Linked DNA regions of Homo sapiens: region 1 is linked to region 2. The links are chromatin contacts, found by Hi-C or POLR2A ChIA-PET in ENCODE. All regions are on one chromosome and are shown on one strand. The core of a region is the stretch at or near the end of the contact, and the rest is flanking DNA. Distances in the headings are between cores, read along the strand shown. Region 1 has its middle 20 kb from the start of LINC01549. Region 2 has its middle 6.2 kb from the start of TRG-GCC1-5.

Region 1 (3,306 bases), core at 532-3,031, 42 kb before region 2:
CCCAGGCTGGAGTGCAGTGGCACAATCTCAGCTCACTACAACCTCTGCCTCCTGGGTTCCAGCAATCCTCCCACCTCAGCCTCCCATATAGCTGGGAATACACGCTGGCACCACACGCTGGCACCACCACACCCAGCTAATTTTTTTGTATTTTTTGTAGAGATGAGGTTTCACCACATTGCCCAGGCTGGTCTCAACGCTTGAGCTCAAGCGATCTTCCCACCTCAGTCTCTCAAAGTGCTGAGATTACAAGTGTGGGCCACCACGCCCGGCCTCAATTCAATTTTTACTGAATCACTGCTAGAATCAGTGATTATTTCATCATAATTTTCCTGCAATGTGGCAGGAACAAAAATGTCTGGGTGATAGATCTGGCAGCTCTGAATCCCAGCATGTGGTGAAGTTAAAAGATGGCATCAGAAATCATAAAATAGGCCGAGAGCGCTGGCTCATGCCTGTAATTCCGCACTTTTGGGAGGCTGAGGCAGGTGGATCACCTGAGATCAGGAGTTCGACACCAGCCTGGTCAGCATGGTGAAACCCTGTCTCTACTAAAAATACGAAAGTTAGCCGGGCTTGGTGGACATATGATATAACAAATAACTCCATACAAACTAGAAAGAAGAAGAAGGATATTGATAAAGAAACAAGAGCAGGAGCAAACAACAAAGTCACAAAAGGTCTTGATGTAGAAAGGTAACCATGAGGAACTCCGTAGGGTGGTTGCATGGAATATGTGGGATGAAATCGTAGGATATAATATTGGAACTGCAGATTATTGGATGTGAAGGGCTCCATTCACATCCACTTGTTAAAACAATAATGACGATTCTTTTAAATTTTTGTGCCAAGTATGCAGAAGAAGACCCAAGTGCACTGGCAGACCCATGGCATCAGTACACATCTGCTATTGGCTCACTTCCTCTAATCTCCAGGGGCTTTTTCCCAACCTTCTGGTTCCTTCTCTGTCACTGACCATTATAGAAGGAAAATGAATCCAATAATTAAATCTTGACCCAAACTCAAAACAAATAATTTCTTTGTGATTTTTTTGTTTGCTTTTTTTTTTTTTTTTTTTTTTTTGAGACGGACTCTTGCTCTGTTACCCAGGCTGGAGTGCAGTGGCGCAATCTCGGCTCACTGCAACCTCCGCCTCCCAGTGCAAGCGATTCTCCTGCCTCAGCCTCCCAAGCAGCTGGGACTACAAGCATGTGCCACCATACCTTGCTAATTTTTGTATTTTTAGTAGAGATGGGGTTTCACCATATTGGCCAGGCTGGTCTCGAACTCGTGACCTTGTGATCCACCCGCCTTGGCCTCCCAAAGTGCTGGGATTACAGGCGTGAGCCACCACGCCCAGCCAAAACAAATAATTTCAACAGCATAAAAACATTTTATTCTCCTAGTGTTGTAACGAGGTAAGCATTTTCATATCTGAATGAACCTCCCTTCTTCCCGTGATAGGAAGAGTTGATGTACAAGAATTTGATTAAAAAAAAATACACAGGAGAGGTTATGTTCAGCCTGCAGGTTAACAAGATGGGTGGATAGGATAGAACCCTAAAGCATAATTAAAACAGCTTAGGTAATTGTTTTTAAACCAAGCTTTGAGAACTAAAAATGAAATTTCATATTAAGAATATTCATGTGTTTTTCTGAACACTGCTAGAACCAGTGATTATTTTTGAATAGGTAATATAAATTATAATGTTGCCTAATAGCTGAGAGGCTTTTGGGCCAAATACTCCCACCGCATATATTTCCTAAGAGCATGGAAGTCCCACAAGCCTATGTGTACCTAACAATGGCATGTGTACGTGACATCATAATTTCACTTATCAAGGGAGGAAATGAGTCACACCTGAAGTTGTGTCATGTCATTGAAGCCAAACAATCTGTCAATTTCAAAATTGGGGATGCAGTTTATTTCACAAAGAGTGTGTAGGCTAAAAATGTACGTCCTCTTCTAGTCTACTGAAGCAAGAGAAGACAGATACCTTCTGCTGGTCCACCTCCAAATCTAGTTCTTCATCTTGAGGGATTTGTGTTACTTCAAAACAGCAGAACAATTCTTTCTGCCAGAATGTTCTCTTCAGCCATGGGTATGCTTCTAGGATTTCATTTCCTGATATTGTCCTTCTCCTCTTTTCGGGCAGGTGCACCTGAGTTTCAAATATTTCACATGTCTAAGTTGGTGCAGGTAAACTACATTCTTTTCCTTTTGCTTTCTGATCCAGTTATTTCATTTCCTAGCACATTCTTCTATATTTGGCCTTATGGAGCATCTGCCAATGAGAAACAAATGTCTGCCAAAAGCATCTGTGCTCCGAACAACCTTTGTCCATTCTTATTTCCTCTATTTGGATAATTCCACCTACGTTTAATCCTCTCATCAGCCTACCGTTCATCTCAAACCTGATTTCTATTTATTTTTGTCCTGGCTAGCTCCTCTTTAGTGCGTATTATCCTACCTTTTCCGGGGGTCTGCAAACTTTCTAAGCATTATCCCTAATAACAAATACTTTAGAAACTTTCCTACTTACCACAAATGTATCATTTTGAGAATCACGTAATAGGGGCTAATGGATTCTGTGCTAAATTTCCAAGCCTTCTCCTGTCTCAAGTCTGTCCATATTATCTAAACCCTCCTTGTATATAGCTTTTTCAGCCTTTGAGGCTGGTTCCCCACTGATTATTATTTGCTATCTGGAGCTTTCAGAGGCACATCTCAAAACTCGCCAAGTTCCTTGTTTCATCTAGTAAAGTCAGTGTAATATTACATCTATAATCTTGCCTCTCTTCTGTTATTGGAGATCTTCCAGGAATATTTCTTATTATTTCCCCATCTTTGAAAGAAGTTAGGTCAAATTAAACAGAAAAAGGAATTTATTGGAGGTACACTTGGTTGTCCACATCTTCAGGAAGACTAGAGAACTACATTCAGAATAGGCATTAAAAAGAGGAGGCTACGCCACCAAAACCACAGCCAAAACCAAGCCACAGAACAAATCCAGTGAGGATACCACTGCATCACAGAGCCACTGTGGAGACCATCCATACTGCCAGCATTGACCCTGGCCCTACCACTGTCTTGGTTGCCAGCATGCAGCCCAACACCCCACAGCCAGAAAGATGTCCCCACTGCTTTTGACCCTTGGTTTCTGTCTCCAGGTCTGAGACTCATGGGTCTGATTGTCACACCTAAGTCATGGGTTCAGGCCCCAGCTTCAGGGGAGGTTGAGAGGTAAGTTTCAAGTCTATTCAGATTTTACAGTGGAAGATGAACTCTGCCTCCCAGCAAGACCA
Region 2 (3,286 bases), core at 510-3,009:
GGGGACACAAAGCCAAACCATATCATCCTGTCTTAAAAATGAAAAAAGTAATGGTAACCTGTCTTATTCAAAGTCCACCAACTTGAATGTCAATTTCATCCAAAAACACGCTCTCAGAAACATCCAGAATAATGTTTGATCATATATCTGGGTACTACGACCCAGCCAAGTTAAAGAAAATAAAATTAGCCCAGTGCAGTAGCTCACGCCTGTAATCCCAGCATTTTGGGAGGCTGAGGCGGGTAGATTGCTTGAGCCCAGGAGTTCAAGACCAGCTTGGACAACATGGAGAAACTCCGTTTCTACAAAGAGATAAAAAATTAGCAGGGCATGGTGGCGCACACCTGTAGTCCCTGCTATTAAGGAGGCTGAGATGGAAGGATTGCTTGAGCCTGGGAGATTGAGGCTACAGGGTGCTGTGATTGTGCTACTGCACTCCAGCCTGGATGATTGAGTGAGAGCCTGTCTCAAAAAAAAAAAAAAAAATCCATTCCAAATCAGGAGTGCTGGTAAAAAAAAAAAAGAAAAAAGAAAATTTATCACACATAAAATTAATCATCACAGATTCCTTGCCAACACATCAGCAGAACTGTCTGACCACCCAAAAAGAGAACTGTTGATGTGAATTGTATGCTAACCAGGGGCCTGGACTGGACAACCTCTCTATGCACGTGGGGTTCTGAGTCTGGAAAGAGATGCCATCTGAGAATGGTGACATATGTCTTTCTCTTTCTTCCTAACCGTGGCTACAGACTAGTCTATTTTTGTGGTTTATCTGCCTACTGTTTAGAATTATTCTGTTTTCTTGGGGCTGTCAGGCACTCAACTGACACTTCTTGATGCTATTGCTGTGTCTGCCTTGAGCAGCTAATGATGGATGTGAAAACCCTTTTATAATTGTTCATTCCAAAGGAAATGTGCAGCCACATGCTCCTGTGGTCTCCTGTGGGCTAAATAAACCCTGATAACCAAGCTTATTATCATTATGTCTAAAATTAAAGTAAACAAATAATGAGTGAGGGCTTGAGTGGTTTATTGTGGTTGAAAAGTACTGACTGACTTAACGCATGAATCTTATAACACCTATTTATATGGGTAAAGATTTGGAGGGTTATTCTAGTTTCCCATCTGGGTTCCAGATATGTGAGATTGCTGGGTGGGAGAATGTTATAGATTGTAGGTTTGTTGTCTTAAGGCAGGTAGCTGTCATTTCTGCCTAAATTATCTGTAAGGCAAGAAACCAAATATATAAATTAATACCATAAATAAGCAAACAAATAATTCTCTAATCTCAATCAATACTTCCCTACTTGTGAACTGAAGAATTAATACAGTCTCTTTGTTTGCTGCTTGGCATGAGTTTCCTTTACCTTTAAAATTAGGTTTGTGTTCATGAAACAAGGTTAGAAATTTAGGGAAGGGAAGAAATCTACTATTTAAAAATATATGACTATTTATTTTTAGCTACCACTTTTTAGCACCTAGGTATTAAAATACATAATAATTAGGAGCTAAGTGTATCCCATAATCTGTCATCATTCGCTCACTTCAAGAGGCCCATCATTAACCTTTCCATTAATTCTACGTCTTTTAGATCTTCCTAAATCAACACCTACTCTAAATGATTCCTCAAATTAAACCCTAGTTTTGCATCTGCACTTTCTCCGTTCTAGCCTGAAAAGCCTACAATCTTTTCTGTCTAGTCCCCATTTCTGCCTCACTCCAGAATCTGGCTTGAAGCCCTGGACTTTCTCGAACTCGATTGCTGGCAAGCAAGTCCTCCATCAAACAGATCCCTCACATGTCTGTGCATTAAAAATAGCTAATATGACTCACTGGCACTTCTTACTTACTCAAACTAAAGGACAGCATCTGTGCTTCAGGGATAGGAGAGTGAAGAGAGCAGAATGTGAAGAGGGAAACTACCAACATTCAAAAATCATTTTCTGGACTTGACATTGATGTTAGCTTTGTCCCTGGTATTTCTATCAGGAAACATATCTGCAAGTGATTGTATGTAGAATTATTCTTTCTTAGCTGATCTATCTGGGGAGGCACATTTTCAAGGATGTCTGCTATGGTGAATATAGCATTGCCATGCTTATTCATGGGTCCCACTGTTTAGACTAATATTATAATAAAGGTCCTAGTTTCAAAAATGCCTTTTGTCAAACTTTTGTCTGCCTTTGTGTCCAAAGATGAACCTTTTAATTCATTCATTCCTTCAATCAAGAAATCATTATTGGCTGGCGTGGTGACTCATGCTTGTAATCCCAGCACTTTGGGAGGCCAAGGGGGAAGATTGCTCAAGCGTAGGAGTTTGAGACCAGCCTGGGCAACACAGGGAGACTCTGTCTCTACAAATTGAAAAAAAAAAAAAAAAAAAAAAAAAACTTATGCTGAGGTAGGAGGATCACTTGGGCCCGGAATGTCAAGGCTACAGTAAGCCATGATCGTGTCACTGTACTCCAGCCTAGGTGACAGAGCAAGATCCTATCTCAAAAATAAAAAAAAGAAAGTATTATTGAATGCCTTCTAGGGCTGCCATGTTCTCCAACTTGTAAGGGCACCATTCTCAGTATAGTCTCTGGAGTTGAGCTCTAGCGGGGGCATTCCCTTCCGGGGTATATTGACTGAGGGACATACAATGGTATGTATGACATAGTCACCTATCTATAGCCCTCCAGGGGGGATTAAGAAACATTTTTCCATTTTCAAGTAGATTACTGTATGTTTATTTGTTTGTTTGTTTGTTTGTGTGTTTCTTTGTTTTGAGATGGAGTCTCGCTCTGTCACCCAGGCTAGAGTGCAGTGGCATGATCTCGGTTCACTGCAACCTCCGCCTTCCAGGTTCAATCAATTATCCTGCCTCAGCCTCCCAAGTAGCTGTGACTGCAGGCACACGCCACCATGTCCAGCTAATTTTTTTTGTATTTTTACTAGAGAGGGTTTCACCATGTTGGCCAGGCTGGTCTTGAACTCCTGACTCGAGTGATCTGCTAGCCTCAGCCTCCCAAAGTGCTGGAATTACAAACATGAGCCACCGCGCCCAGCCAGATTACTGCTCATTTGTTACTCATTCATACCTACTGGTTATTCATTAAAAATAGCCCAGGTTTATGTTTTTATTGGCCTTGTCTAGTGGCTTCCTCCATGTCCGGAGACTCTCTCTGTCCCTGATATGAAAGCACACTTAGTAATCAAACATAAGCACGGTACAGGCAGAGATTCGAAACCAACTATGAACCAGGAAATACAAATAATGACTTTCATATAAGGTTTCTGT

What was found. Hi-C counts contacts between places; a loop is a spot of excess contacts on that map. ChIA-PET counts read pairs that join two places held with the same protein, here RNA polymerase II (POLR2A). Pooled maps may share reads with other maps.
Region 1: a map of Calu3 shows a loop between it and region 2 (5-fold over the local background). The contact joins two enhancer-like sites. A Hi-C loop is called at or near these places in 4 of 168 maps with a recorded cell type or tissue (Calu3, PC-9, head of caudate nucleus and 1 more), 3 of 37 single-sample maps with no recorded cell type and 2 of 50 pooled maps. POLR2A ChIA-PET finds 5 or more read pairs at or near these places in 2 of 52 experiments (T-cell and activated T-cell).

Annotation. Positions count from the first base shown.
Region 1 is chr21:17,417,215-17,420,520 of GRCh38, forward strand. No RefSeq gene overlaps it. Among named protein-coding and RNA genes, the nearest start is that of LINC01549, 20 kb to the right of the region's middle. RefSeq lists an enhancer at 1,234-2,433. Within about 2 kb of position 1,782, at least 2 of the 41 ENCODE cell types and tissues checked have a DNase peak (open chromatin) inside an H3K27ac peak, as active enhancers do.
Region 2 is chr21:17,459,417-17,462,702 of GRCh38, forward strand. No RefSeq gene overlaps it. Among named protein-coding and RNA genes, the nearest start is that of TRG-GCC1-5, 6.2 kb to the left of the region's middle. Within about 2 kb of position 1,760, at least 11 of the 41 ENCODE cell types and tissues checked have a DNase peak (open chromatin) inside an H3K27ac peak, as active enhancers do.